Regions from separate parts of the Homo sapiens genome. Here region 1 is linked to region 2. Evidence: read pairs that join two places in POLR2A ChIA-PET (ENCODE). Cell type or tissue: CD4-positive, alpha-beta T cell. All regions are shown on one strand. Each heading gives the region's core, and the rest is flanking DNA. Links, peaks and the distances in the headings are about the cores only.

The links. Peaks named below come from ENCODE experiments on the same cell type or tissue, not always from the same donor. Only the 100,000 strongest peaks of a DNase experiment are listed, where the experiment ranks them.
Region 1: POLR2A ChIA-PET joins it to region 2 with 5 read pairs; 4 of 35 experiments call an interaction of 5 or more read pairs at or near these places.

The regions. Positions count from the first base shown.
Region 1 is chr1:224,465,787-224,480,948 of GRCh38, reverse strand. It overlaps a transcript of CNIH3 not described here. Among named protein-coding and RNA genes, the nearest start is that of WDR26, 39 kb to the right of the region's middle. RefSeq lists an enhancer at 346-872 and a silencer at 6,790-6,959. In CD4-positive, alpha-beta T cell, for the core only: no CTCF peak of the experiment used is centred there; no DNase peak of the experiment used is centred there.
Region 2 is chr1:224,372,305-224,387,466 of GRCh38, reverse strand. CNIH4 (cornichon family member 4) reads right to left here. Exons shown (of 5, transcript NM_014184.4): 5 at 8,015-11,672. The coding sequence ends at 11,645. It overlaps WDR26 (WD repeat domain 26), which reads left to right. Exons shown (of 14, transcript NM_001379403.1): 14 at 1-2,321. Among named protein-coding and RNA genes, the nearest start is that of MIR4742, 18 kb to the left of the region's middle. RefSeq lists enhancers at 9,411-9,500, 9,871-9,920. In CD4-positive, alpha-beta T cell, for the core only: no CTCF peak of the experiment used is centred there; a DNase peak (open chromatin) is centred at 7,256; H3K4me3 peaks cover 626 bases; H3K27ac peaks cover 3,753 bases.

The sequences.
Region 1 (15,162 bases), core at 3,849-11,848, 93 kb before region 2:
TGGTACCAGTAGAGTGAGGCATTGCTGAAAAGATACCAAAAAAAATATGGAAGCAACTTTGGACCTAACAGGCAGAGGTTGGAACAGTTTGAAGGTCTCAGAAGACAGGAAAATGTGGGAAAGTTTGGAACTTCCTCAGAGACTTGTTGAATGGCTTTGACCAAAAGCCTAATAGTGATATGGACAATAAGGTCCAGGCTGAGGTGGTCTCAGATGGAGATGGGGAACTTGTCGGGAACTGGGGCAAAAATGACTCTTGTTATGTTTTAGCAGAGACTGGCAGCATTTCGCCCCTGCCCTAGAGATTTTTGGAACTTTGAATTTGAGAGAGATGATTTAGGGTATCTGGCAGAAGAAATTTCTAAGCAGCAAAGCATTCAAGAGGTGACTTGGGTGCTGTTAAAGGCACTCAGTTTTATAAGGGAAGCAGAGCATAAAAGTTCAGAAAATTTGCAGCCTGGCAATGTGATAGAAAAGAAAAACCCATTTTCTGAGGACAGATTGAAGCTGGCTGCAGAAATTTGCACAAGTGAGGAGAAGCCTAATGTTAATCCCCAAGACAATGGGGAAAATGCCTCCAGGGCATGTCAGAGGTCTTCACAGCAGCCCCTCCCATCACAGGCCCAGAGGCCTAGGAGAAAATGGTTTCAGGGGCCAGGCCCAGAGTCCCGTGCTGTGTGCGGTCTAGGGACTTGGTGCTGTGTGTCCCAGCCACTTCAGCCGTGACTAAAAGGGGCTAAGGTACAGCTCAGGCTGTTGCTTCAGAGGGTGGAAGCCCTAAGCCTTGGCAGCTTCCACATGGTGTTGAGCCTACGGGTGCGCAGAAGTCAAAGAACTGAGATTTGGGAACCTCCACCTAGATTTCAGAAGATGTATGGAAAGACCTGGATACCCAGACAGAAGTTTGCAGCAGGGACAGGGCCCTCATAGAGAACCACTGTTAGGGCAGTGCAGAAGGGAAATGTGGGGTCGAAGCCCCCACACAGAGTCTCTACTGGGGCAGCACCTAGTGAAGTTGTGAAAATAGGGCCGCTGTCCTCCAGACCCCCAAATGGTAGATCCACTGACAGCTTGCAGCATGTGCCTGGAAAAGCCACAGACACTTAATGCCAGCCCATGAAAGCAGCCAGGAGGGAGGCTGAACCCTGCAAAGCCACAGGGATGGAGCTGCCCAAGACCATAGGAACCCATCTCTTGCATCAGTGTGACCTGCATGTGAGACATGGAGTTAAAGGAGATCATTTTGGAGATTTAAGATTTGACTGCCCTGCTGGATTTCAGACTTGCATGGGGCCTGTAGCCCCTTTGTTTTGGCCAATGTCTCCTATTTGGAATGGCTATATTTATCCAATGCCTGTAACCCCATTGTAATTAGGAACTAACTTGCTTTTGATTTAACAGGCTCATAGGTGGAAGGGACTTGCCTTGTCTTAGAAGAGACTTGGGACTGTGGACTTTTGAGTTAATGCTGAAATGAGTTAAGACTTTGGGGGACTGCCGGGCGCAGTGGCTCACGCCTGTAATCCCAGCACTTTGGGAGGCCAAGGCGGGCAGATCACTTGAGGTCAGGAGTTTGAGACCAGCCTGACCAACGTGGAGAAACTCCGTCTCTACTAAAAAATATAAAATTAGCCGGGCGTGGTGACGCATGCCTCTAATCCCAGCTACTTGGGAGGCTGAGGCAGGAGAATCACTTTAACCTGGGAGGCAGAGGTTGCAGTGAGCCGAGATTGCGCCATTGCACTCCAGCTTGGGCAACAAGTGTGAAACTCTGTCTCAAAAAAAAAAAAAAAAAAAAAAAAAAGACTTTGGGGGACTGCTGGGAAGGCATGATTGGTTTGGGAATGTGAAAACATCAGATTTGGGAGGGGCCAGGGAGGGAATGATAACAGTTTGGCTGTGTCCCCACCAAAATCTCAGCTTGAATTCCCACATGTTGTAGGAGGGATCCAGTGGGAGGTAATTGAATCATGCGGGCAGGTCTTTCCCATGCCGTTCTTGTGACAGTAAGTCTCACCAGATCTGATGGTTATTATAAGGGGGAGTTTTTCTGCACAAGCTCTTTTTTGCCTGCCACCATCCACATAAGATGTGACTTGCTGCTGCTCCTTGCCTTCTGCCATGATTGTGAACCCTCCCCAGCCATGTGGAACTTTAAGTCCAATAAAACTCTTTCTTTTGTAAATTGCCCAGTCTTAGGTATGTCTTTATCAGCAGCATGAAAACAGAGTAATACACTGATGAACATCCACAAACATCAAGACTATCCAGGACCTCAGCAAACGAACTAAATAAGGTACCAGGAACCAATCCCAGAGAGACAGAGATATGTGACCTTTCAGACGGAATTCAAAATATCTGTTTAGAGAAAACTCAAAGAAATTCAAGATAATACAGAAAATGTATTCAGAATCCTATCCCATAAATTTAACAAAAATTGAAATAATTAAAAATAAGCAGAAATTATGGAGTTAAAAAATGCAATGATCTACTGAAGAATGCATCAGAATCTCTTAATAGCAGAACTGATCAAGCAGAAAAAAGAATCCGTAAGCTTGAGAAGAAGCTATTTGAAAATACACGGAGGAGACAAAATAAAAAAGAATGAAGCATGCCTACAAGATCTAGAAAATAACCTCAAAAGGGCAAATCTAAGAGTTATTGGCCTTAAAGAGAAGGTAGAAAAAGAGATGGGGGTAGAAAGTTTATTCAAGATGATAATAACAGAGAACTTCCAAAACCTAGAGAAAGATAACAATATTCAAGTACAAAAAGGTTGTAGAAAACCAAGCATATTTAACCCAAAGAAGACTACATCAAGGCATTTAATAATCAAACTCCCAAAGGTCAAGGAAAAAGAAAGGATTCTAAAAGCAGCCAGAGAATAGAAACAAATAACATACAATGGCAATATGTCTGGCAGCAGACTTTTCAGTGGAAACATTACAGGCCAGGAGAGAGTGGTATGACATATTTAAAGTGCTAAAGGGAAAAACTTTTACTCTAAAATAGTATATCTGGAAAAAAAAATCCTTCAAACATAAAGGAGAAATAAAGACTTTCCCAGACAAACAAAAACTAAGGGATTTCATCAATACCAGACCCTTCCTACAAGAAATGCTAAAGGGAGTTCTGCAGCCTGAAAGGAAAAGACATTAATAAGCAATAAGAAATTATCTGAAGGTACAAAACTCTCTGGTAACAGTAAGCACACAGAAAAACACAGAATGTCATTAACACTGTAATTGTGGTATGTAAACTACTCATATCTTAAGTAGAAAGACGAAAAGATGAACTGATCAACAAAAATAACTAAAACAACTTTCATGACATAGACAGTATAATAAAATATAAACAACAATAAGTTAAAATGCAGGAAGACAAAGTTAAAGTGTAGAGTTTTTATTAATTTTGGGGGTTTTGTTCATTTGTTTTTTGCTTGTTTGTTTATGCAGGCAGCATTGTCATCAGTTTAAAATAATGGGTTTGTGGGCATTTCAGTTACTCCATCTAAACTATAGGACTGGATTTGGGGTTCTCCAATATAAGCAGGCAGAAGAATCTCCTAAAGAATTTGTTTGAAATTCAGAATTCGACTTAGGAGATTAAGATGGTGGATACGAGGAAAGACTAGCTTGCGCGTCCCACTCAGATGGACAGAACAGCATGTGGAGACTCACATCGTGAACTTTTGCTCCAAGAACTACCATAGGAACATACCAAGAAAGCCGAAAGAATCCACACACCCTTTGAAGGAACTTCATCACCCCTGCAGGCTCCCTGAGATGCCAAAAAACTGTGAGTCCGCTTGCTTTCTCAATGGGGAGGCTCATGGGGAGGCTGCTTGCTTTCTCAATGGGGCAAGTTCTCAGCCCTGGTCACCAGCTGCTTAGAAATAAACTTGGTGCTGTTGCAGGGGCATGGTGGGAGTAAGATCAGCTTTAGGACTGTGGGCTGCTTGGGAGCAGGGTGAGGCCTGTAACTGCCGGCTTTCCCCCAGTTCCCTAGCAACCTGTACCTCGCATCTCAAAACTAACATTGAATGTAAATGTCCTAAACACTCCACCTAAAAGACACAGAATGTTCTTTTTGCTTAGGATAGCTTTGGCTATTCCAGGTCTTTTGTGGTTTCATATAAATTTTAGGATTTTTTTTTCTATTTCTGTGAAGAATATCATTGGTATTTTGATAGAGATTGCATTGACTCTGTAGATTGCTTTGGGTGGTATGGATATTTTAATAATATTGATTCTTCCAGTCCATGAACATGGACTATCTTACCAGTTTTTGGTGTCTTCTTCAGTTTCTTGCATCAGTGTTTTATAGTTTTCATTGTAGAAATCTTTCACTTATTTGGTTAAATCCTAAGTATTTAACCCATTTCCTATTCAGACAAAAAAAGTGCAGCTCGCTGCCAGTGCTCATTTCTCAGGGCAAATGGGTAATGGGTTAAATTTATTTGTAGCTATTGTAAATGGTATTACTTTCTTGATTTCTTTTTCAGATTGTTCACTGTTGGCATATAGAAATGCTACTGATTTTTGTATGATGATTTTGTATCCTGAAACTTTACTAAATTTGTTTACCAGTTCTGATAGTTTTCTTAGTGGAGTCTTTAGGTTTTTCTGAATATTAGATGTATTATCTGCAAACAAGGCTAATTTGACTTCCTCCTTCAATTCTGATGTCCTTTATTTCTTTCTCTTGTCTGTTTGCTCCAGTTAGGACTTGAATAACAGTGGTGAAAGTGGGCATCCTTGTCTTGTTCCAGATATTTGAGGAAATGCTTTCAGTTTTCTACTTTAAGTATGATATTAGCTGTGGGTCTGTCCTAGATGGCTTTTATTGTATTGAGGTATGTTCCTTTAATACCCACTTTTTTGGAGGATTTTTATCATGAAGGGATGTTGAATTTTTTCGAATGCTTTTTCAGCATCAACTTAAATGATCATATAGTTTTTGTCCTTCATTCTGTTGATATGATGTATCACACTGACTGATTTGCATATGTTGAAACATCCTTGCATCCCTGGGATAAACCCCACTTGGTAATGATGAATGCTTTTTTTAATGTGTTGTTGAATTTGGTTTTCTACTATTTTGTTGAGGATTTTTGCATCAATGTTCATGAGGAATATTGGCCTGTAGTTTTCTTTTATTGGTGAGGCTTTGTCTAGTTTACTGGTAATACTGGCCTCATAGTGCATAGTTTACAAGTATTAGGTTTACAAGTATTCCCTCTTCCTCTATTTTTTGGAATCATTTGAGCAGGGTTGGTATTATCAGTTTTAAAATATTTGGTAAAATTCAGCAGTGAAGCCATCAGGTTCCAGGCTTTTCTTTGCTGACGAAATTTTTATTATGGCTTCAATCTCATCACTTGTTATTTGCCTGTTCAGGTTTTGGATTTCTTCATGGTTCAGTCTTGGTAGGTTGTATGTATCTAGGAATTTATCTGTTTCTTCTAGACTTTCCAATTTATTAGCATATAATTGCTCATAGCCACTAATCATCCTTTGAATTTGGCAGTATCCGTTGTAATGTCTCCCTTGTCATCTCTGATTTTCTTTTCTTTTCTTTTCTTTTTTTTTTTGAGATGGAGTCTCGCTCTGTCGCCCCGGCTGGACTGCAGTGGCGCAATCTCGGTTCACTGCAAGCTCCGCCTCCTGGGTTCATGCCCTTCTCCTGCCTCAGCCTCCCGAGTAGCTGGGACTACAGGCGCATGCAGCCACGACCAGCTAATTTTCTGTAGTTTTAGTAAAGACGGGGTTTCACCATGTTAGCCAGGATTGTGTTGATCTCCTGACCGTGATCCGCCCGCCTCTACCTTCCAAAGTGCTGGGATTACAGGCTGAGCCACCGCGCCCAGCCTCTGATTTTCTTTTTTTTTTTTCTTTTTTTTTTGAGATGGAGTCTCCTTCTGTCGCTCAGGCTGGAGTGCAGTGGCACGATCTCGACTCACTGCAAGCCCCGCCTCCCGGGTTCACGCCATTCTCCTGCCTCAGCCTCCCAAGTAGCTGGGACTACAGGCGCCCGCCCACTGCCACGACCGGCTTTTTTTTATTTTTATTTTTTTGTATTTTTTAGTAGAGACGGGGTTTCACCGTGTTAGTCAGGATGGTCTCGATCTCCTGACCTTGTGATCTGCCCGCCTTGGCCTCCCAAAGTGCTGGGATTACAGGCGTGAGCCACCGGCCCGGGCTCCGATTTCCCTTATTTGGGCCTTCTTTCTTTTTTTCTTAGTCTGGATAAAGGTTTGTCAATTTTATCTTTTCAGAAAACCAACTTTTTGTTTCATTGATCTTTTGTATTGTTTTCTTCATTTCAATCTCACTTATTTCTGCTCTGATCTTTATTATTTCTTTTCTTCTACTTATTTTGGGTTTGGTTTGCTCTTGCTTTTCTAATTCTTCAAGATACATCATTATATCGTTTATTTGAAGTTTTTCTTCTTTTTTGATGTAGGCACTGATACCCATAAACTTCCCTTTTTTGATGTATGTCATAGTTTTTGGTATGTTGTGTTTCCACTATCATTTGTTTCAAGAAAACTTTTTCTTGAAAAACTTTTTTTTTTTTTTTTTGAGGCGAAGTTTTGCTCTTGCTGCCCAGGCTGTAATGCAATGGCACAATCTCGGCTCACCGCAACCTCTGCCTCCTGGGTGCAAGTGATTCTTCTGCCTCAGCCTCCCAAGTAGCTGGGACTACAGGCATGCACCACCATGCCCAGCTAATTTTGTATTTTTAGTAGAGACGGGGTTTCTCCACGTTGGTCAGGCTGGTCTTGAACTCCTGACCTCACATGATCTGCCCACCTTGGCCTCCCAAAGTTCTGGGATTACAGGCATGAGCCACTGTGCCTGGCCAAAACTTTCGTTTTTTTATCTCTTCATTGACCCACTGGTCATTCAGGAACATACTGTGTAATTTCCTTGTGTTTGTATAATTTCCAGAATTCCTCCTGTTATTGGTTTTTAGTTTTATTTTATTGTGGTCAGAGAAGATATTTGATATTATTTCCATTTTTTGAATGTTTTAAGACTTGTTTTGTACCCTAACATAGGGTCTTTCCTTGTGAATGATCCATGTGCTAAGGAAAAGAATGTGTGTTCTGCAGCCATTGGATGAAACGTTCTGTAAATATCTATTAGGTCCATTTGGTCTATAGTGCAGATTAAATCCAATGTTTCTTTGTTGATTTTCTGTCTAGGAGATGTGCCCAATGCTGGAAGTGGGGTGTTGAAGTTTCCAGCTATTGTTGTCTCTCTCTCTCTCTCTTTAGCTCTAGTAATATTTCCTTTACATACCTGTGTGCTCTCATGTTGGATGCATATATATTGATAATTGTTATATCCTCTTGCTGAACTGACCTCTTTATCATTATATAATGACCTTTTTGTCGCTTTTTATAGTTTTTGTATTGAAACCTATTTTGTGTGATATAAGTATAGCTACTCTTGCTCTTTTTAGGTTCCCATTTGCATAGAAGTGGTGAAGTGTATTTCTTTTAGGCATCAGATCACTGGGTCTTGTTTTGTTTTGTTTTGTTTTTAATCCATTCAGCCACTCTATGCCTTTTGATTGTTGAGTGTAGTCGATTACCAATTACTTATTTTATTGATAAGTAAGGACTTATTCCTGTCATTTTGTTGTTTCCTGGTTGTTTTATGGTCTTCTCTTATTTCCTTCCTTCCTGTCTTCCTTTTAGTGAAGGTGATGATTTTCTTGTGGTATGTTTTAATTTTTTGCTTTTTAATTTTTGTGTATCCATTGTACGTTTTTAAATTTGAGGTTACCATGAGGCTTGCAAATAATATCTTCCAAACCCATTATTTTATTTATTTTTTTAAATACAAACTAAGGCTTTTTCTTCAATTATCTCTATCATCCACAGTAAAAGGAAATAAGTCACCTGCAACTGATGCCAAACCCTCCTGCCAATGAGAGATAAGCAGCTCTGGGTAATTTCACATAGCCCAGCAAAGACAGTTTCCTTGAATTCTTATGAAAAATTGGCCCTAAAATCTATCAGGATGACTTATTCATGAGAATCATCTGAGATACCCATTATAAATATAGTTGTCCAGAATCTTAGGTGGTTGTGGGAGAGGAAAGCTCCTGTAATTCTGAATTTTGTGGTTTTTGATTTTTAATTTTTTTATTTCAATAGGATTTTTGGGGAACAGGTGGTGTCTGGTTACATGAATAAGTTCTTTAGTGGTGATTTCTGAGATTGTGGTGCACTCATCACCCTAGCAGTGTACACTGTGCCCAGCGTGTAGTCTTTTATCCCTCACCATCCTCAATCCTTTTCCCCAGGTCCCCAAAGTCCAATGTATCATTCTTATGCCTTTGCGTCCTGATAGCTTAGCTCCCACATATTAGTAAGAATATATAATGTTTGGTTTTCCATTCCTGAGTTACTTCACTTAGAATAATAATTTCCAATTCCATCCAGGTTGCTGCGAATGTCATTATTTCTCTCCTTTTTATGGCTGAGTAGTATTCCATGATGTATACATATATACCATGTTTTCTTTATCCACTTATAGATTAATGGACATTTGGGCAGGTTCCATATTTTTGAAATTGTGAATTGTGCTGCTATAAACATGCATGTGCAAGTATCTTTTTTATATAATGACTTCTATTATCATATAGAAAATGTGATATCACTTCATTTTAAATGGTTTTTATGCAAAAGACAGGCAATAACAAATGCTGGTGAGGATGTAGAGAAAAGGGAATCCTTATACACTGCTGGTGGGAATGTAAATTAGTACAACCACTATGAAGAACAATTTGGAGGTTCCTCAAAAAAACAAAAATAGAGCTATCATATGATCCAGACATCCCATTGCTAGGGAAATACCCACCCTCCCAAAAAAAGGAAATCAGTATATCGAAGAGATATCTGCACTTCCATGTTTACTGCAGCACTATTGACAATAGCCAAGATTTGGAAGCAACCTAAGTGTCTATGAACAAATGAATGGATAAAGAAAATGTGGTACATATACACAATGGAGTACTATTCAGCTATAAAAAAAAGAATGAGAGGCCGGGCACGGTGGCTCACACCTGTAATCCCAGCACTTTGGGAGGCCGAGGCCGGTGGATCATGAGGTCAGGAGTTCAAGACCAGCCTGGCCAAGATGGTGAAAGCCCGTCTCTACTAAAAATACAAAAAAATTAGCCAGGCATGGTGGCAGGTACCCGTAGTCCCAGCTACTTAGGAGGCTGCAGCAGAGAACTGCTTGAACCCAGGAGGCGTAGGTTGCGGTGAGCCGAGATCACGCCACTGCACTCCAGCCTGGGTGACAGAGCGAGACTCCATCTCAAAAAAAAAAAAAAAGAGAGAATGAGATTCTGTCATTTGCAACAACATGAACAGAACTGGAGGTAGTTATGTTAAGGAAATAAGCTAGGCACTGAAAGACAAACTTTGCGTATTCTTACTTATTTGTAGGAGCTAAAGATTAAAACAACTGAACTCATGGAGATAGAGCGTACAATGATGGTTACCAGAAGCTGGGAAGGGTAGTGGGGGAGTGGGGAGGAAGAGGGGATGGTTAATGGGTACAAAAAAATAGAATGAATGAATAAGAGCTAGTATTTCTGCCAGGCACTGTGGTTCACGCCTGGAATCCCAGCACCTTGGGAGGCCAAGGCGGGCAGATCACATGAGGTCAGGAGTTCTGGTCTCGAACTCCTGACCCTGTCTCTACTAAAAATATAAAACATGAGCTGGATGTGGTGGCGTATGCCTATAGTCCCAGCTACCCGGGAGGCTGAGGCAGGAGAATCACTTGAACCCAGCTTGCAGTGAGCTGAGATTGTGCCACTGCACTCCAGCCTGGGCAACAGAACAAGACCTCATCTAAAACAAACAAACAAACAAACAAAAAACCTAGTATTTGCTAGCACAACGAGGTGACTATAGTAAAAAATAATTTAATTGTACACTTTTAAATAATTAAAAGAGTACAACTAGATTGTTTGTAACACAAACGATAAATTCTTGAGGTTATGGATATCTCATTTATCCTGATGTGATTATTACATATTGTATGTCTGTATCAAAATAGCTCGTGTACACCATAAATATACATACCTACTATGTACCCCCAAAAAAGAAACAATGCAAGCAAGAAGACAATGGAACAACATCTTTAAAGAACTGAAAGAGATGGCCAGGCATGGTGGCTTGTGCCTGTAAACCCAGCGCTTTGGGAGACCGAAGTGGGAGGATCACTTGAGCCCAAGAGTTCAAAACATAGGCAGATCCCATTTTTACAAATAAACAAAAAACAATAACAACTGAAAGAGGGCTGGGTGTGGTGGCTCACACCTGTAATCCCAACACTTTGAAAGGCCGAGGCAGAAGGGTCACTTGAGGCCAGGAGCTGAAGACCAGCCTGGGCCAGACAAGGAGACCCTTGTCTCTACAAAAAAAGTTTTACAAAATTAGCTGGGCCTGGTGGCACACACCTGTAGCCCTAGGTACTTGAGAGGATGAGGCAGGAGAACCACTTGAGTCCAAGAAGGCTGCAGTGAGCTACGATCGTGCCACTGCACTCCATCCTGGGTGACAGAGTGAGACACTACCTCTTAAAAAAAAAAAAAAAAAAGGCCAGGCACAGTGGCTCATGCCTGTAATCCCAACACTTCGGGAGGCCGAGGCAGGTAGCTCACAAGGTCAGGAGATCGAGACTATCCTGGCTAACACAGTGAAACCCCGTCTCTACTAAAAATACAAAAAATTAGCCGGGCATGGTGGCGGGTGCCTGTAATCCCAGCTACTCAGGAGGCTGAGGCAGGAAAATGGCATGAACCCGGGAAGCAGAGCTTGCAGTGAGCCGAGATCGCGCCACTGAACTCCAGCCTGGGCAACAAAGCGAGACTCTGTCTCCAAAAAAAAAAAAGAAGAAGAAGAATAACTGAAAGAAAGAACTGCCAAGTTTAAATTATACACCCAGTTTTTTAAAAACCATATTTCAAAAATGAAAATAAAGATGTTTTCAGATTTTTTTTAAATCTGGCAGAATTCATCACTACCAGACTTTAAAAAATATTAAAGGAAGGCCTGAAAGTAGAAGGAAAATGATACCACATGGAAATATTGATCTAACCAAAGGAATGAAGAGTGTCAGAAATGGTTACCACACAGGTAAAATATGTAAGATGTTTTTCCTATTATTTATGTCTCTTTAAGAGATAATTGAGTCCTCAACAAAATATTAATAAATTAAATTCAGCAATATCAAAAAAGAATTAGCCAGGAATGATGGCACATGCCTGTGGTCCCAGCTACTTGGGAGGCTGAGGCGGAGGGATTGCTTGAGCCTGAAGTTTGAGATTACAATTAGCTATGATTTGCACCACTGCGCTCCAGTCTGGGTGACAGAGCAAGACTCTGTCGCTATAAAACAAATAAATAATAAAAAATTCTTTAAAATTATACATCATAACCAAGTTGGACTTATTACAGGTATGCAAGGCCAGTTCAATATTTGAAAATCAGTCAATATAACCCATCATATCAACAGGCTAAAGAAGAAAAATCAGGCTGGGCAGAGTGGCTCACACCTGTAATCCCAGCAGTTTGGGAGGCCAAGGTGGAAGGATCATTTGAGTCCAGGAGTTCAAGACCAGCCTGGGAAATATAGCAAAATCCTGTCTCTACAAAAAAAATTAAAAATTAGCTGGGCATGGTGGCATGCACCTGAAGCTCCAGCTTCTCAAGAGGCTGAGGTGGGAGGATCACTTGACGCCAGAAAGTAAAGGCTGCAGTGAGCCATGATTGCACCACTAAACTCCAGCCTGAGTGACAGAACAAGACCCTGTCTAAAAAATAAAATAAAATAAAAAAGAAGAAAAGTCATATGACCATATTGATATAGAAAAAGCATTTTACAAAATCCAGTTCCCATTCACGTGCACAAAAAAAAAAAAGTTTCACAAACTAGGATTAGAGAGGAACTGACTCAACTTGATAGAGAGCATCTACCAAAAAACTACAGGTAACAGCATAATTAGTGGTGAAAGACTGAAAGACTGAATGCTTTCCCCCTAATATCAGGAACATGGCATCACCATTCTTTCTTTTTTTTTTTTTTTTTTTGAGACAGGGTCTCACTCTGTCACGCAGGCTGGAGTGCAGTGGCAGTGGCATGATCATAGTTCACTGCAGCCTTTAACTCCTGGCCTCAAGTGATGCTCCCACCTTCTCCTACCACAGACGTACTCTCATCATTCTTATTCAACACAGTACTGAAAGTTCTAGCCTATGCAATAAAGAAAGAAAAACAATAAATGCAGACAGATTGGAAAGAAAGAAATAAAATTGTCCCTATTTGTAGATGACAATTATCTACACAGAAAATCCTAATAAATCTATTTTTAACTGCAATTTTAAAAATTAATAAGGAAGGTCACTGGACACAGAATCAACACACAAAAATCAACAAACATGTAGAAACCAAAGCTGAAAACACAATACCATTTACAATTGCTACAAAGCAAATGAAATACTTAGTTATAAATCTAACAAAACATGTATAAGAGCTGTATGCTGAAAATTACAAAATGTTGATGAAAGAAATCACAGAAGACCTAAATAAATAGAAATACTGTGTTTATGACTTAGAAAACTCAACACTAAAAACATCAATTTTTCCCAAATTGATTTACATAATTCCTATCCAAATTCCAGCAAGGCTTCTTATAGATATAAATAACTTATTCTAAAATTTATATGGAAAGGTAAAGGACCTAAAATAGTTACGACAATTTTGAAAAAGAAGAATGTTGTAAGAAGAATCATTCTACCCAATGTTAAGGCTTACTAAATAACTTCAGTAATCAAGACAGTAGAGTACTGGTGGAAGAATAAATATGTAGATCAATGAAATATAATAGAGGAAACAATAGAATCACAAAAGAATGTACAACTGATTTTTTTAAAGAAAAAAGGTACAAACATGATTTAATAGAGGAAGGACGGCCCTTTCAACAATTGGTGAAGAAAAAAAAAAAGTCTGTAGGCCAAGAAAAAAAAAGAAGAGCCTCATACCTTTTACAAAAATTAACTTAAAATGAATCATTGATTTAAACATACCATGTAAAACTATGAAACTTTTGGAAAAAAAAAAAACAGGAGGAAATCTTCAAAACCTACGGCTGGGAGAACAGTACTTCAACTTGATATCAAAACTATGATCCCAGCCAGGCGCAGTGGCTCATGCCTGTAATCCCAGCAATATGGGAGGTCGAAGTGAGTGGATCACCTGAGGTCAGGAGTTCGAGACCAGCCTGGCCAATATGGTGAAACCCCGTCTCTACTAAAAATACAAAAATTAGCCGGGCTTGGTGGCACCTGCCTGTAATCCCAGCAACTCAGGAGGCTGAGGCAGGAGAATTGCTTGAACCCAGGAGGCAGAGGTTGCAGTGAGCTGAGATCGCACTATTGCACTCCAGCCTAGGCAATGAGAGCAAAACAAAAACAAACAAACAAACAAACAAAAACTATGATCCAGGAAAACTTGATAAATTGGACCTCTTAAGAATTAGAAAATTTTGCTCTGTGAAAGCTCCTGTTAAGAGAATGAAAAGAGCCAGGCATAGTGGCTCACGCCTGTATTCACAGCACTTTGGGAGGCAGAGGTGGGCAGATGGCTTGAGTCTAGCAGTTCAAGATCAGCCTCAGCAACATTTCCAGCAGTTCAAGAAATGTCTCTACAAAAAACAGAAAAAATTAGCTGGGTATGGTGGCACACACCTGTAGTCCCAGCCACGTGAGAGGCTGGGGTGGGATGATCACTTGAGCCCAGGAGGTCAAGGCTGCAATGAGCCATGATCACACCACTGCACTCCAGCATGGGTAACAGAGTGAAACCCTGTCTCAAGAGAATGAAAAGATAAATTACAGACTGGGAGAAAATATTTGCAAGCCAAATATCCAACAAAGGATTTAGTATCTAGAATATAAAGAATTTCCAAAACTCAACAGTAGAAAAGCAAACAATATAATTAGCAAGTGTACTAAAAACATTTCACTGAGGAGTAGATACAGGTAACAAGCTAATAAAAAGATGTTCAACCTCAGTGATTAGGGCAATCTAAATTAAAACCACAATGCATTATCACTACATGCCTAACAGAGTGATAAAATAAAAAATGTCAAATTCTGGCAAGGATATGGGAAAAACTGGATCACTCTTACATGGCTGGCAGGAATGTAGAATGGGATAGCTACTCTGGAAAATATTTTGGCATTTTCTTTTAAAACTAAAAGTGCACTTACCATACAACCCAGCAATTGCACCCTTGGGCATTTATCCCAGGCAAATGAAAACCTATATGCGCTCTGCAATCTATACATGAATGTTGATAACAACTCTATTTATAATAGCCAAGAACTAGATACCACCCAAATGTCCTTCAATGTATAAATGGTTGAAGAAACTGTAGTACATCCATACCACAGATACTACTCTGCAACATAAAGGAAAAAACTACGATAGAATTAGGCCTTGGCTGGTTCTCAAGGGAATTATGCTGATTGATTTTTTTAAAAAGCTACAGACTGTATGACACTACATAAGTGATTCCATTTACGTAATGTATTTGAATAACAATATTAAAAGATGGAGAACAGAAGAATGGCTGCTGGGGTTATGGACTGGGGAGAAAGAAGGTAGATGTGACTATAAAAGCATCAGGGAGGCTTATGGTGATGAAATGGGTCTGTATCTTGATTGTGGTGGCAATTACACAAAGCTACATGTATGATAAAACTGCATAGAACTACATACACACACAAATGAGTGCATGTGTAACTGGTAAAATCTGACTAAACCCTGTGGATTGTACTAATGCCAATTTCTGGGTTTTTGTTTTTCGTTTTTTGTGTTTTTTTGAGAAGGAGTTTCATTCTCATCACCCAGGCTGGAGTGCAATGGCGAGATCTCAGCTCACTGCAACCTCCGCCTCCCAGGCTCAAGCGATTCTCCTGCCTCAGCCTCCCGAGTAGCTGAGATTACAGGTGCCCGACACCATGCCCGGCTCATTTTTGTATTTTTAGTGGAGATGGGGTTTCACTATGTTGGCCAGGCTGGTCTCAAACTCCTGACATCAGGTGATCTGCCTGCCTCAGCCTCC
Region 2 (15,162 bases), core at 3,486-11,485:
AAAGGTTTCTATAGCAGCTAGGTGAGTTTGTTTTCCGGGTCTGTCTTAACTGGCAGCTTCCTGTACATACTGGTACTTATTTGCTGTAAACGTCTGTTTCATACATTTGCCATGCAGTGACTGTGCTCGAAAGGTGAAATCAATGGTAAAGAAGCCTAGGATTTTATGGTATGAGAAACTGATCGCAGGATTTTCTGATCCATAGCTATTAATTGAAAACTTCTGATAGTGCTGTAGGCTCTATAGTAGGCTTAAGAGTGAGTCTTATACTATGAAGCCAGCCACAAGATACTAACAAATGTATAAATTGAAAAGTACCAATACTTTTTGCACATAGATCAAAATAGAGTGGAGAATTTGGGCTCCAAAAATCAGGTTAGTAGGCTCATTTCCATGTGCTTAAAAATGTTTTTGTTGTTATGCATTGATTAAGGGCTAGAGCAAATATAAAATTAAATGTCTTTTTCCTCCAAATAATTGGTTATTAATGGTAAAATGTTGGACTTGGGGATTACTGAGATTAGTATGTGGGTAGTAAAGAATTGGAGTGGGAGTTAGTGGGGAGGGATGACAAAGCTTCAGCTTTGGTTTTTGTATTTTTTTAGTCTTCATAACAGCTACATTTCTGTTGCTCTTATTGGCCAGATAAATGTGTTATATTAAACCAGGTAAGTATTTTAAACAGAGAACATTTTATTTGCATATATCCCTACAAATTGGCCCATTTTATTGGGTGGGGGGATAAAAAAGGGATTCCCTAACTTTAAATAATCAGAATATCCTGCAATTGAAAGGAGAAAAAAATCCAATTTTGTCAGTATTTTCTTAGTCTGAAAAAAACAGCAGTAGTAATCTGGTGAATGTTATTATTAGGAGTGTTCTGCCTCTACAGTGGCATATTCCATGACATTAATAGAAAACCCTTCTTTCCCACCCCTCCCCATCTTGACATTTTCTTTTTTAGGATGTTGGTTCCTGCAAACAAGAACTGACCCTATCACCTCTGCCTCACAGTGGGTAAATATATCATACATCTCTTGAAAGGGAAAATATCCATGTCAGTTTCTTTCACAGTAGAAGAATGGCTGCTTTTGAATGGGGAGGAAAGAAGACATTTTTCTTAATATCCTTTTTGTCCCATCTCTAAAATGTATAAATATTTTGATTTGGTTTTACTTTAATTTCTCATTCATAATTTCGCAACTGTCCTTTTGGGTTGCCCTCCAACACATTACTTCCATTTCAGAAACCATATCTGATTTAATATAAACTGCTAACTTAAGAAGAGGTGAATTTGCATTTACACTTAGACACTTTCTAAAAACAGGGTGAACTTAATTGAAATTTTTCAGTGTTGTTAAGCTATTGTTATAGTAGCTGCCCTATAGTTACAAAAATAAAAACTATAAAAACCCATCCCCTATCTACTTAATCCAGATAGCCTGGATTTAACAAAACCAATAGTATAAAAATGTGTGTGTGTGTTCTGTGTGTGTGTGAGAGAGAGAGTACTTGATTCATTAAAAAGTCCTGGAAACAGCTGTTCTAGGATCTTGTCATTTTTACTGAAAGTCTCGTGCACATGTGAAGTGCCCTCTGAGTTTAAGGTTTGGTTAATACTGGTATATTTTTATAAGATTGAAATTGTGTCCCCATCTTTAACTTAAACATTTTCATTATCAGGGTCAATGTGCTAGAACTGAATTGTAACATTTTTAGGCACAGATGGAAAAAAATGTTATTGGCTCCTTGAAAATGTGTGTGTGTGGCGAGGGGAATAGATCCACAAAAGCATGTATGTACTTACAAACCAAGCTGTAGAGATCAAGAAAAGAACTTAAGTGTTGATCTCAAGATTTCTAAATTGTCAAGATTTACATGGCATTGTGGTGGAACTAGTTAACACTTAGAGCTTTTGGTATGTAATAACTATTTGCTATGGACTGATTAAATGTTTCAAAAGATTGTGTTCTTCAATTTTGGTGGGTTTTGATTTTTGTTTTTTTAACTGCCTCTCAGATTATATTTACTTAGTTTAAATTTCTTTGCTTTATTCATTAAAGTATAAAAACTTCAGGTCTCTGATATTTATTTTCACTTGTTTACTAATTATTTACAAAACACCCTTTGTTGACTTTTATTTTATAAATGTGTAATGTATTAAACGTCTTTAAATTTTTGTTCAACTGAAACTACATTAACTTTGATTTGCTTTACTGGGATTTTTTTTTAAAGACACTTTTTCCATGTCAGTGCGCAGCACTTAACCAGTCGTTTGTATTCCCTTTCTTTCAATCCAATAAACAGAATGAATACCTAAATAATTCTTGGTGTGTTACATCTCCTAATATCCATTAATCTGAATGTTTAAGTAGTACTCTTTTTGCCTAAAACATTTGCTGATTTTTTATGTATTTTAGAGAGAGTCTCACTGTGTTGCCCAGACTGGACTTGAACTGCTGGGCTCAAAATATCCTCCTGACTCAGCCTCTCAAAAGTGCTGAAATAACAGACACAAACCATCATGCCTGGCTATGATTTGCTGAATTTGCCTTCCATATATGTACCTAGAGTTTGTGAGTGATAGCTAAAGAAGCAGTGGTTAGTCTGTTGGGATCATCTTTTTTTTTTTTTTTTTTTTTTTTTTTGAGACGGAGTCTTGCCCTGTCGCCCAGGCTGGAGTGCAGTCGTGCGATCTCGGCTCAGTGCAACCTCTGCCTCCCGGGTTCAAGTGATTCTTCTGCCTCAGCTTCCCAAGTAGCTGGGACTACAGGCGCCCGCCACCACGCCCAGCTAATTGTTGTATTTTTAGTAGAGATGGGGTTTCACCATATTGGCCAGGCTAGTCTCGAATTCCTGACCTCGTGATCCACCTGCCTCGGCCTCCCAAAGTGCTGGGATTACAGACGTGAGCCACCGCGCCTGGCCTGGGATCGTCTTTTTAAGGGCCACTGTGCATTCATGGATAAACTTAGAAAAATTTTAGGAGTATTTGCATTTCAAAGGAATTGCATGCCCTATTTTGTTCAAAAATAAAGTTCAAATGTGAAAAATAAGTATTTGGCAGCCGACTAATGGTGAGTGTAGCTGTGAGAGGTATTGCTTCCATAGCTCACGGCTTAGAAAATCATGGTTTGCAGCTTCCTCTGATTAACAGGAAAGAGAAGGAAGAAGTTTTTCTACTTGTTTTCTTTAAATACAGCTATACCTTAACAGCAGATTTAGCTAATTTAGTCAGTTTATTCATCTACATTTAGAGTTCCATGCCAATTCCCAGGACCAGGTATAGAAATTTTCTCAGTCTTAACAAATCTAAGAGTACAGATTTTTTTTTAAAATACAATCTGGCCGGGCACAGTGGCTCACGCCTGTAATCCCAACACTTTGGGAGGCTGAGGCAGACAGATCACCTGAGGTCAGGAGTTCAAGACCAGCCTGACCAACATGGCAAAACCCCGTCTCCATTAAAAATACAAAAATGAGCTGGGCGTGGTGGCCGGCGCCTGTAGTCTCAGCTACTCAAGAGGCTGAGGCAAGAGAATCGCTTGGACCTGGAAGGCGGAGGTTGCAGTGAGCCAAGCTCGCGCCATTGCACTCCAGCCTGAGCGACAGTGCAAGACTCCATCTCAAAAATAATAATAAATAAAATACAATCTAATTCTCTTCCACTTAAGCAAAAGAAAAACTGGTATTTTATTACATCATTTAATGACTTCTCTTTTCCAAAAAAATCTAAAACTTAAGATTCAACAAACAGAAGTATTCCCCTCATCATATCACATCGTTCAAGAATCTTTGTTGTTGGTTTTGTGGCAGTAGGCTCTTCTCCCTCAAACTTGATTAGCCTACTTAAATGAGCTTGCTATATATGAAACATTCTAGTCATGTACTTAAAGTTATTAAATCAGCATGTAATTATAGCTAATGTGGGAATCAAAAGGACAAATAGCAAATTTTCAATCAAGTTTATTTTGTTGTGTTTTGTTTCTTGTTCTCAGATGAGACAAGTTTTAACTTCCCTTTCTGATGTAAGGAGTAGTGGCTTCCTTGGTCATGATATTAAAGTTGGCGCAACTTTATGTACATTCGTCCTTCCTATATGATTAAGACTTTAGAATTCTTTCATACGCTCAGGAAAGACATTTAAGACAATTAGCCATGGTGATAGAACAGATCTGGAATAAAAGTGATTTCACTGCAACTTTAGCTTATTTTTAAAAACATAAGAAAATGCCTGTGTGGCTTTTTTCCCTACTGTTTTGAATATAAGAAATAGAGCTACACATTGGATTGGAAATTGTATTCCAGGTAGTTTCCAAATGTTGAATAATTTTCCCTCATCCCCCATAGCTGAAGAATATCAGTTTGTGTCCTAAGCATTCAGAAAAGGGATCCCTGATTTTATTAACATCAACAAAACTTTTTAAAAATCTTTTTTAAAGAACAGGCAGATGCACTTCTGATAGGAAACAAAATACATTTTGGATCTATATGCTATATTCTGTAAAAGAAAATTAACTGTAGATGAACATGCCTGAACCTTTCACAGGTAAGTATGTTTAAGTGGGCTTTTTTGTCCCATTAATGGATTTGCATGAAAAGACCTTTTCAGTAAGTTTCTGTTAACTTGTACACAAACTAAACAACTAAATTGGTTTTCCTTTTTCTTTCTGTTCTTCCTCTTAGTAAAAGTAGACAATTGGAGTGCCTGTTAGATGCCAGGCACTAAGCTAAGCATTTCACGTACATTATTTAACTGTCTACTGTAAACAAGTATTACTGCCCACTATTTTCCAGGTGATAAGCTTGAAGATATAACCTGTTATTCCAAAGCCTGCAATTTTAACCTCTAAATCCAAATGCATGTGAGTCAGTTGGGGGCTTTTCTAAGTTTCAGATTTCTGAGGCACCTTTCAGATCTCAAAAGGGAGATCTGGAATTTGTGTGTGTGTGTGAACACTCCAGGTAATTTTATTTTTAAGTTTTTTTATGCAGAGACGGGTAGGGGGAGCGTCTCACTTTGTTGCCAAGGCTGGTCTCGAACTCCTGGCCTTATGCAGTCCTCCCACCTTGGCCTCCCAAAGTGCTGGGATTATAGGTGTGAGTCACTGCTCAAGACAAGGTAATTTTATGCTGTCAGCCTGGTACCAATTCATTTGTTGGTGTTTGAAAACCAACCACAAGACCATAATGCTATGTTACATCAGTGAAAAGAACAAAAAGCAGGAGCAAGAAGGGCATTCGGAGGAACTAACCACATTAATTTTACACCTATTTCACATACACCTATTTGGTTATTGAGCAACAAGTATTCATTTGGGTGCTTACTGTAGGCCAATCACTATGAGTGTGAGCCATTCATATATATTCTCATTTAAATATCAAAGTAGCTTTGTGGGGCAGATATGCTAATTCTCATTTTACAAATGAGGGAAATAGGCTTTAAAAGGTATATGTATGAAGGAGCTGGGACTCAAACCTAGGTGCCTCTGAGCTCATGTTTTTAGTCACTACACCATATAATATTTCTTTGGTGTCTATAGATGGCCACTTACCTTGGAAAAATTGACTGTTAAAACTTGTCAAAGATAGATGAAAAGTTTAAGGCCCCACTTTGATTCTAGTGAACTCCTTAACTGACAGAAGGAAATGACACTTGAAATTCAGGAGACTCCTTCATATTGATTGCTTCGGGGTTTTTTGTTTTTTTGTTTTTTAAGTCTCGCTCTGTCACCCAGGCTGGAGTGCAGTGGTGGATCTCAGCTCACTGCAACCTCTGCCTCCCAGGTTCAAGCGATTATATCACGTCTCAGCCTCCAAGTAGCTGGGACTAGACACGCACCACCATGTCCGGCTAATTTTTGTTTATTTTTTATTTTTATTATTTTTTTGAGATGGAGTCTCACTGTGTTGCCCAGGCTGGAGTGCAGTGGTGCGATCTCGGCTCACTGCAACCTCTGCCTCCCAGGTTCAAACAATTCTCCTGCCTCAGCCTCCCAAGTAGCTGGGATTACAGGCACCCGCCATAACGCCTGGCTAATTTTTGTATTTTTAGTAGAGACGGGGTTTCACCATGTTGGTCAGGCTGGTCTGGAATTCCTAACCCTGTGATCCACCCGCCTCGGCCTCCCAAAGTGCTGGGATTACAGGCGTGAGCCACCGTGCCCCATTTTTGTATTTTTAGTAGAGATGAAGTTTCACCATGTTGGCCAGGGTGGTCTTGAACCCCTGCCCTCAAGTGATCTGCCTGCCTTGGCCTCCTAAAGTGCTGGGATTACAGGCATGAGCCACCGCACCCGGCCTGATTGCTCTAATTGTAAAACAGACTCAAGTTTTGTAGAGGGAAACCTCCACAACAAATTTTAATCTTTTTTCAAGAGACAGGGTCTTGCTCTGTTACCCAGGCTAGAGTACAGAGATGTGATCATAGCTCTCTGTAACCTTGAACTCCTGGGCTCAAGCCATCCCTCCACGTCAGCCTCCCAAGTAGCTAGGACTATATAGGTGCCTATATCGGCTAATTTTTTTTTAAGAGATGGGGTCTCACTATTTTGCCTAGGGGTGTCTCGACCTCCTGGCCTCAAGTGATCCTCCCACCTTGTCTTTCCAAAGTGCTGGGATTACAGGCATGAGCCACTGTGCCTGGCCTAGATACTTAATTCTAAGGAATTGCCAGTTTGTGTGACACTGCTCCTCTAGTCGCATGTGTTTTAAGAACCCTTATCTTACAGAGAAACATACTAAAATATGACAGATGTAACAAGGTCTGGGATTTGCTTCAAAATGGAGGGCAGTGGAGGGCAAAGAAGGTGGTAGGTAATGGATAAAAGAAGAATGACTGTAAGTTTATTTTTTTTCTCTGCTGTTTGAATCAGCAAGTATGACCGTAAGTTGATTATTGTACCTGGTAAAATAGAAAATTACCAACTAACACGGGTAAATCCTATTACTCTGTCCCAGAAAGTTGGCAAATTTATATAAAGCTACCCCAGAGGATTCAACCTGCTCCACAGGTCTCTTTCTGATAGATACCAGTGGCAGTCAAATGTGTTACTTTTAATTAAGCAACACGAGAGGTTCAATTCTCACCCAGTTTGCATCCAACCTGTGAAATAAGATCTAGAAAACAGGAATTAAAGTGTATGTTCAACTAACTCACATTCTAACTAGGTGCTAACGTTTAATGGGAACTGATATAGATGAAACCAAGATTGCTCCATAACGGATGTAGCAAACCAAATATACAGCAGAGGAAGCCACAGGCAAACCACTGAGTTCTCTCTCAGCCTGCTGATTCCGACCACCCACCCACTCACTCTTCTCCACCCAGCTTCAGAGGGAAGCAATTAAAAATAAAAGCAGCCTTTACCCAAGAACTTATTAAAGAGCACCTGAGCTCAGAACCAAGTTAGCTCAGTGAACAGTCCCTTCAGCATGTCCAGACCATTATTGTGATTACTGTAGTGAAGAATGATAACCCGAAAGCTTTGAATGACCTTCAGTCATTAGACTGTATTTAACTGAAGCAAAAAAAAGTTACCTTTTCAAAAATTCCTGAAAAATATGGCTTAGATCCAAAAGGCTTCATTTACCAAGAATATTTCAATCTTTGCTATACTACATAGTAAAATAGTATATTTGGTTTAAAGTACATAAACTCAGGTGACAAAGATCCAGATATTGTAGAATTTCAAACTTACCTTCTCTATCTTGCTGCCCTTTTCCATATATTAGAACAAGTTTATTTAGATTTTGGGGACAACTAATTATACCTAGTATATAATATTTCTCACTACTTGACAAAGTATTACCTGTTAGCAAAGCTGATTTCTCCAGTCTCAAGTGAACCAGTTATAGCCATTTCCTAGCCTAGCATGTCAGAATATTTCATAATGTGACTGTCTTGAAAACAAAGATGGTCAACTTTGATTATGTTGCTCCATTGCTGCTTCTCTGACTTAAAGGCCATCAGTTTGACTTCTTGCTGAAAAAGCAATAGAACACCACAATCAGGTTTACTTATTCACTCAACAATCATTTATTGTTTGTGTGCAAGGCACTGTGTTAGGTGCCAAGAGCAGAAGGAAGAAGATACAAATATGAATGGGCATATTCTGCCCTCCAGGAACATACAATCTAAGAGTGATTAATTGCATACAAATAACTGTAATACCAGATAGAATGTGGTAAGTGCCATGGGAGATACTACTATAGGAAGCTTTCTTAGCTCTTAACTTCAAAGACCAGGTCAGGTTTTGTCCTACTGTAGTCTGTGGCAGGCATGAAAAGGCAGCTGAGGGGACCTGCTAGGCTTTGATGAACTGAGCTGCATCTTGGATTTCGCTTCCTCTTCTTTCTCAGCCGAGGTTACGGTGATTAGCAAGGGCAGTTGCTACCACTGAAAGGATAGAAGGAAAAAGGCAAGGGAAAATGATACGTACTAAGATGCACATAGGAGCACTCGATAGTAGTCTATGGACCGGGCCCTGGGTACTGCCATTATAGAGGGAAGGGGAAGAGGAGTGGTAAGGGAGAGAGAACACTGGACTAAGCCTCAGCATTCAGATGTTCCCAGTTACAACACCCTGAACGATCTCTAGGCCTCAGCATTCAGATGTTCCCAGTTACAACACCCTGAACGATCTCTAGGCCTCAGCATTCAGATGTTCCCAGTTACAACACCCTGAACGATCTCTAGGCCTCAGCATTCAGATGTTCCCAGTTACAACACCCTGAACGATCTCTAGGCCTCAGCATTCAGATGTTCCCAGTTACAACACCCTGAACGATCTCTAGGCCTCAGCATTCAGATGTTCCCAGTTACAACACCCTGAACGATCTCTAGGCCTCAGCATTCAGATGTTCCCAGTTACAACACCCTGAACGATCTCTAGGCCTCAGCATTCAGATGTTCCCAGTTACAACACCCTGAACGATCTCTAGGCCTCAGTTTATCTTTGGGATGAGGGAGTTAGACAAAATGATCTCTAAGGTCCTCTACAACTCTCCAATCAATGAAAAGGGGAGAACATTTATAGCATCTTAAACATGGCTTTTTAAAGTCAGTGCTTTTATCCCCCTTTCATGATTTGTAGAAGTGCCCCTAAAAAAATTGTTTTTGAGCTGGGCGTGGTGGCTCACACCAGTAATCCCAACATCTGGGAGGCCGAGGCAGGAGAATCGCTTGAGGCCAGTAATTTTGATACCAGCCTAGGCAACATAGCAAGACCTCTGTCTCTACAAAAAATTCGCTGGGCATGGTGGTGTGCACCTACTCCCAACTACTTGGGAAGCTGAGGCAGGAGGACTGCTTGAGTCCAGGAGTTCAAGGCTGCAGTGTACCACGATTGCGCCAGTGCACTCCAGCTTGGGCGACAGGGCAAGACTCTGTCTCTAATTAAAAAAAAAAAAAATTTAACTACAGTGATCCCCCACTTTCCTGGCTTTGATAGACAAGCAATACAAGAAGGAAGAGTTTTTGTTTTTAACCACAGCTAATGTTTCAGAAGTAAGGAGCTTTGACCTCTGTTATAAACATGGCACCTTTCTGATTTGCTTAGCCTCAGCAAGCCTGATGTACTGTAAACTGACAGCCCAAAGGCTCTCTCAACTGCATGAGTCACTGTTTTGGTTACTAAGAATATCTGAATGAGAAGGTGAAACATTTTGGTCAAAAGTCATCTACATGGCCAGGCGCAGTGGCTCACACCTATAATCCCAGCACTTTGGGAGACCAAGGCAGGCAGATCGTTTGAGGTCAGGAGTTTGAGACCAGCCTGGCCAACATGGTGAAACCCCATCTCTACTAAAAATACAAAAATTAGCCAGGAGTAGCTAGCCGTAATCCCAGCTACTTGGGAGGCTGAGGCAGGAGAATCGCTTGAACCCAGAAAGCAGAGGTTGCAGTGAGCTGAGATCACACCACTGCACTCCAGCCTGGGCAACACAGCAAGACCCCATCTCAAAAAAAAAAAAAAAAAGATCTCTACCGCCTTTAAGTAGCTTATCTCTCAGTTGCAAGGATTTAAGTTCTCCAACAGCTTCGTTGCTTTAAAAAGCTTGAGCAGAACATGAAGAGGCACAGGAAGTTAGGAGGAAAGGCAGAGTGAAGGGACTGTTTTCTAAGCAAAAGCTGCCTCAGAGGGAAAAGGTATGAAAAAGAGATGCAAGCAAAGTAATGTCTGTTACACAGCTTCTTGGCCCTGTGCCTGACAGAAATATAAGATTACCACAAGGAGCAATTTCTGTGACCCCAAAGAGGCCAGCAGAGCCAAGTTCACTTTGCCTACCATTTCACCGTTCCTTTTGTGTGTTGCCAGGGCACTACTTCCAGCCTTGAAACATGGTCTGTCTGCACAGGGAGTTTGGCTTAGTGGCTCCCTTGCTTCTGCCAAGGCTAGACCTGGTCAAGGACTAAAAGGACATGTAACATTTAATCTTTTGGGTACCACACACCCTGTTTAGCCACCCAATTCTATCTCAACTAGAGTGAATAATGCCTTTGGATTCTCCCACAGAACACAGTCATGTTTTGCCCAAATGCCAGTGCTTAAGATAGCAACATTAAACCACAAACTAGGACTGAGGATAAATTGCCAGGTTTATTTTACCCTGTAAGAGCTGGCAAACAGAGCTAAGGAGGTGAACTGCTCTCCCACCTGCAAGAGTTTACAATATAACTCCAAGGAACAGAGTTTGGTTGTATATTGCTATGTCCATGAAATGGCTTGCATTTGGTCTCCCAGTTCACAACGTGGTCAGTGCAGAGGGATAGAAGTGTTGATCTGGCACCACGTGGCGCACCAAAAGGCTCAATTTCACAGACAGCAAATAACTATTCCTGCTTCTAATCTGATTAGCATCTTCTACCCAAACCCATGAAAATACGTTATCAGGGAGATCAAATACAATTGGAATAACTGCAATACGAAAACCAGACTGGCAAGAGCCAGTGGGGATTTTCTGGGTTTGGGGGTGATTGTGGAGGTAGTAGCTTTTAAATGAAAGCTCTTGACAAAATATTTCCTTTCTATCAGCAGGAACTACATTGTACCTGGGGAAAATGGCTTATAAGGTTTCACAAATTGTGCAAAGAAATATATATATTTTGAGATGCCATTCTCTGTTGACATTCTTGTGAAAAGACTTTTAGCTGACAGTCTCATAAATCTTTAAACCATATTAAATGAAGTTGTCACAACACAAGCAAAAAGGGTAATTTTTCTTCTTTTGTCCAGATCAACAGTGTTGTTTTGTACTCTAACTTTTCAGTAGACCTGAAGGGCACCTTTGCTCGCTCATCTCTTCAGTTTGCCCTTTAAAGTGTGTTCTTTATTTCTTTGGCATGCAAAGCTGGGATGGCAGTCCTGTTCCTACATACAAATAACCACCTTCAACATACAGAGGATGAAAAACACCTTCAAGTGTTGGCGTTCAGGCTAAAGTTGAGAACTAGAAATCTACAGAAACTCAATTCATGTTTTTTAAATACTTTATATGGTAAAAATACAGCAAAAATAGTTTTTTGTTCCAAGAGGAAAATATATACTGCTATGGTCACGGTTCTAAGGATGATTTAAGAAGTCTCTGGCTCCTCAACTGTGCACTGTAGTGTAGGCTGACTTCAACCACGGCTTCTCCAGCTTCAGTCATTTATCAAAGCTAAGATCATACTGTGGAAAGAAGAAATGAATGTCACTAATGTTTTCTCAGGAATGTTCCTACAGAGCCTGGTTTGTCCAGACTTGCGTCCCTAAGGTTCACAAAGGAACAATCATTTGAGTAAAAGACAATCATTCATACCCAAAGGAAAGAATATATTAGGATCTTTCATGTCCAAACTTTTTCACTAAAAAAGAGTGACTGGGGGTGGGGAGTTGGGGGAAGTACAACTTAAAACCTATGTTAGGCTATAGTTAAAAAAATAAAAACAAAACAAAACAAAAACAACCTAGCTCAGTTAAAAAAAAACAAAACAAAACAAAAAACACCTATGTCCAGAAAAAAAAACCTTTAAATTCTCTAGCCAGATACATACTGTTCTATGCCTGGAACCTCTTCTCCCCATCCCACCACTCCATCAAAGCAGTAACTTCTTACTCAGGTTTTGTGATTGGCTCTAGGGCACCTCGTTGGGGAAGCTGGCCTCTCAGCCCAGGGCAGTTGCACAGCCTCCTTCCACAGCTCTTCTTCCTGCTGCTGTGGCTTACATGTTGTCTCTACCACTGGACTATGAGCAACTCTTGAGATGAAAGCAGGGCCCAAGCATTACCACTTTCATGTTCTACTAGCAACCGGGCCTGCAATTACCAAGTTCCAAGCTTTTACCGTAGGGGTTCTGTGCTGCTCCTCTGTGTCACTTGCAATGTTGTACACAATGTCTGACACACAGCAGTCACCCAATAAATGCTACGCCACTAAAATTGACACAGTTAACAATAACAAAACCATCCTTTCCTTTGAAATACTGGGATCAGCCTTGCTCTGCTGAAATGAAATGCCTAAAATACACAAAAATATCCTTACATCACTTATGGTATAAATAATTGTCCAAATTCAACCATACTAAATGTACTCAATGCACAGTAAAAATTAATGATAGCAGCTAATATTTTTTAAAGATTTTTGAGAGTTTACTATGGGTCAGCATAAACAAGTGTCTTACATGTATTATCTCAGCCCACATTAAAATGTGATGAGGTAGGTACTATTAATATCATTAATATCCCCTTTTCAGATCAGAAACTGAGGCTCAGACAAGTTAAGAAACTTGCCCCAGGCCGGGTGTGGTGGCTCACGCCTGTAATCCCAGCACTTTGGGAGGCCGAGGTGGGTGGATCACCTGACCAACATGGTGAAACCCTGACTCTACTAAAGATACAAAAATTAGCCGGGCATGGTGGCGTGCGCCTATAATCCCAGCTACACGGGAGGCTGAAGCAAGAGAATCCCTGGAACCTGGGAGGCGGAGGCTGCAGTGAGCTGAGATCATGCCACTGCACTCCAGCCTGGGGGACAGAGTGTGAGACTCCATCTCAAAAGAAAAAAAAAAAAGAAACGAAACTTGCCCCAGGCCACAGTGTAAGTGGTAGAGCCCACATTCCACTAGGCTAGCACCCAATCAAAAAACCAAAAGCATAGATTCCCCCATTCTCTAAAGAAGATGAGCATTTTTTCAAAACTTTAACTCCATTCAACAAGTCCTGAAATGTCAACTAGGTCCAAGGTATTAGGCAAGGTGTGGCAGATGTTAGATACAAAGACAAGTAGCATAAAATCTCTGCAATCAAAAGCTAATGACTTGGTAGTAATAGCAAAACCACTGTTTAAAAACAGCAACCAAAAACCAAGAGAAAAGTGCTACAAGGACATCTTCTGACCCTCTGAACTATATGTAACACCAAAGGGTAACGTAATAGCAATGTGGCTGAAAATGACAGGCTGATAGGGAAGGGAAAGGAAGGGAAGAGAGAAAAGAAAACTGTACAGCCAGTGAAGTACACAGCTGCCCAGGCAAACCAGTTACATGAGTTGCCTATCTTTTATTTAGTTATAAAGAACAATATCTTAAACCTGCCCCAAAATTACATCTTAATTCCTCCAGTCCAACTCCCCACCACTTTATTTTTTCTTTTTTTTTGAGACGGAGCCTTACTCTGTCACCCAGGCTGCAGTGCAGTGGCATGATATCGGCTCACCGCAACCTCCACCTCCCGGGTTCAAGCGATTCTCCTGCCTCAGCCTCCCGAGTAGCTGGGATTACAGGCGCCCGCCACCACACCTGGCCAATTTTTGTATATTTAGTAGAGATGGGGTTTCACCATTTGGGCCAGGCTGGTCTTGAACTCCTGACCTTGTGATCCACCCACCTCGGCCTCCCAAAGTGCTGGGATTACAGGCATGAGCCACCGAGCCCAGCCACTCCCCACCACTTTAAATTCTACGACTAAGAGTTCAGAAACTCATGTACATTTTTAAATCCTAAGACTTTGAGTCTACTAAGCAAGATACCTCCAAGCCTAAATTTACTCTGCAAAGCATGACTACGTGGGCTGTACCTACAGCACCGCCCCCAGGAGATGCCTGCTCTAGTTTACTTTCCAACAGCATGAAACCGCAGGGGTGGGGAGGATGAAGAAAGGATAACCTTAGCTAAGCCAATTCCAGCTTGTTTTTTGTCTCTTCAGAAACAAATATAAGGGAACATATATGACAGTAAAGATACAAAAGTATTAAAAACAAGAATAGGTGCATCATTATGTTCTCATCATTAACTTTTTTTGCTCCTTATTCATCATCTTTGATACTTGGATTAAGAACTAAGCATATTAGTAATGAGGTAGGGTATGAGAATCAGAAACTGATACCAGTGTGCTTTTTCTGATCTAGTTTTTAAGACACAGAAAAGCAAATAAGATGAATGGTGAAAAGAAAACTATCTAAACTCCAATTTTAATCTAATCCACTAATGGGTGGATTTAGCACAGTGAAGGGATTTTAGGAAGCCTGCTTTGTCAGGAAGAGGCTAAAATGGTTCTGACTTCTAAACTATTTCAAAAAAATAGCAATTTTTAAAAACTGCTATCTTGGCCAGGCACGGTGGCTCATGCCTGTAATCCCAGCACTTTGGGAGGCCGAGGTGGGCGGATCATGAGGTCAGGAGATTGAGACCATCCTGAAACCCCATCTCTACTAAAAATAGAAAAAAAAAAAAAAAATTAGCCAGGCGTGGTGGCACGCACCTGTAGTCCCAGCTACTTGGGAGGCTGAGGCAGGAGAATCGCTTGAACCTGGGAGGTGGAGGTTGCAGTGAGCCGAGACTGTGCCACTGTACTCCACCCTGGGTGACAGAGCGAGACTCTGTCTCGAAAAACAAAACAAAACAAAACAAACAAAAAAAAAACCCCTGCTATCTCTATACAGTTTCTAATCAAGAATTTTCTGAGTGGTGGAAGTTTACTTCAACATAAGTTTTTCCTAATAGTCCTTATGCCTATGTGAAAAATTAAACTCTACCTAGGAGAAAAAATAAAAATGATCTAATTAAAGCTTTGATACAAAGGTTAAGCCTGACTTCTAGCTTTTCAAAGGTTTAATCAAATCGTATACACAGGAATTTTTTTTTCTCCTTTGCTCTATTCTATGCATCTATGATGGATAAAG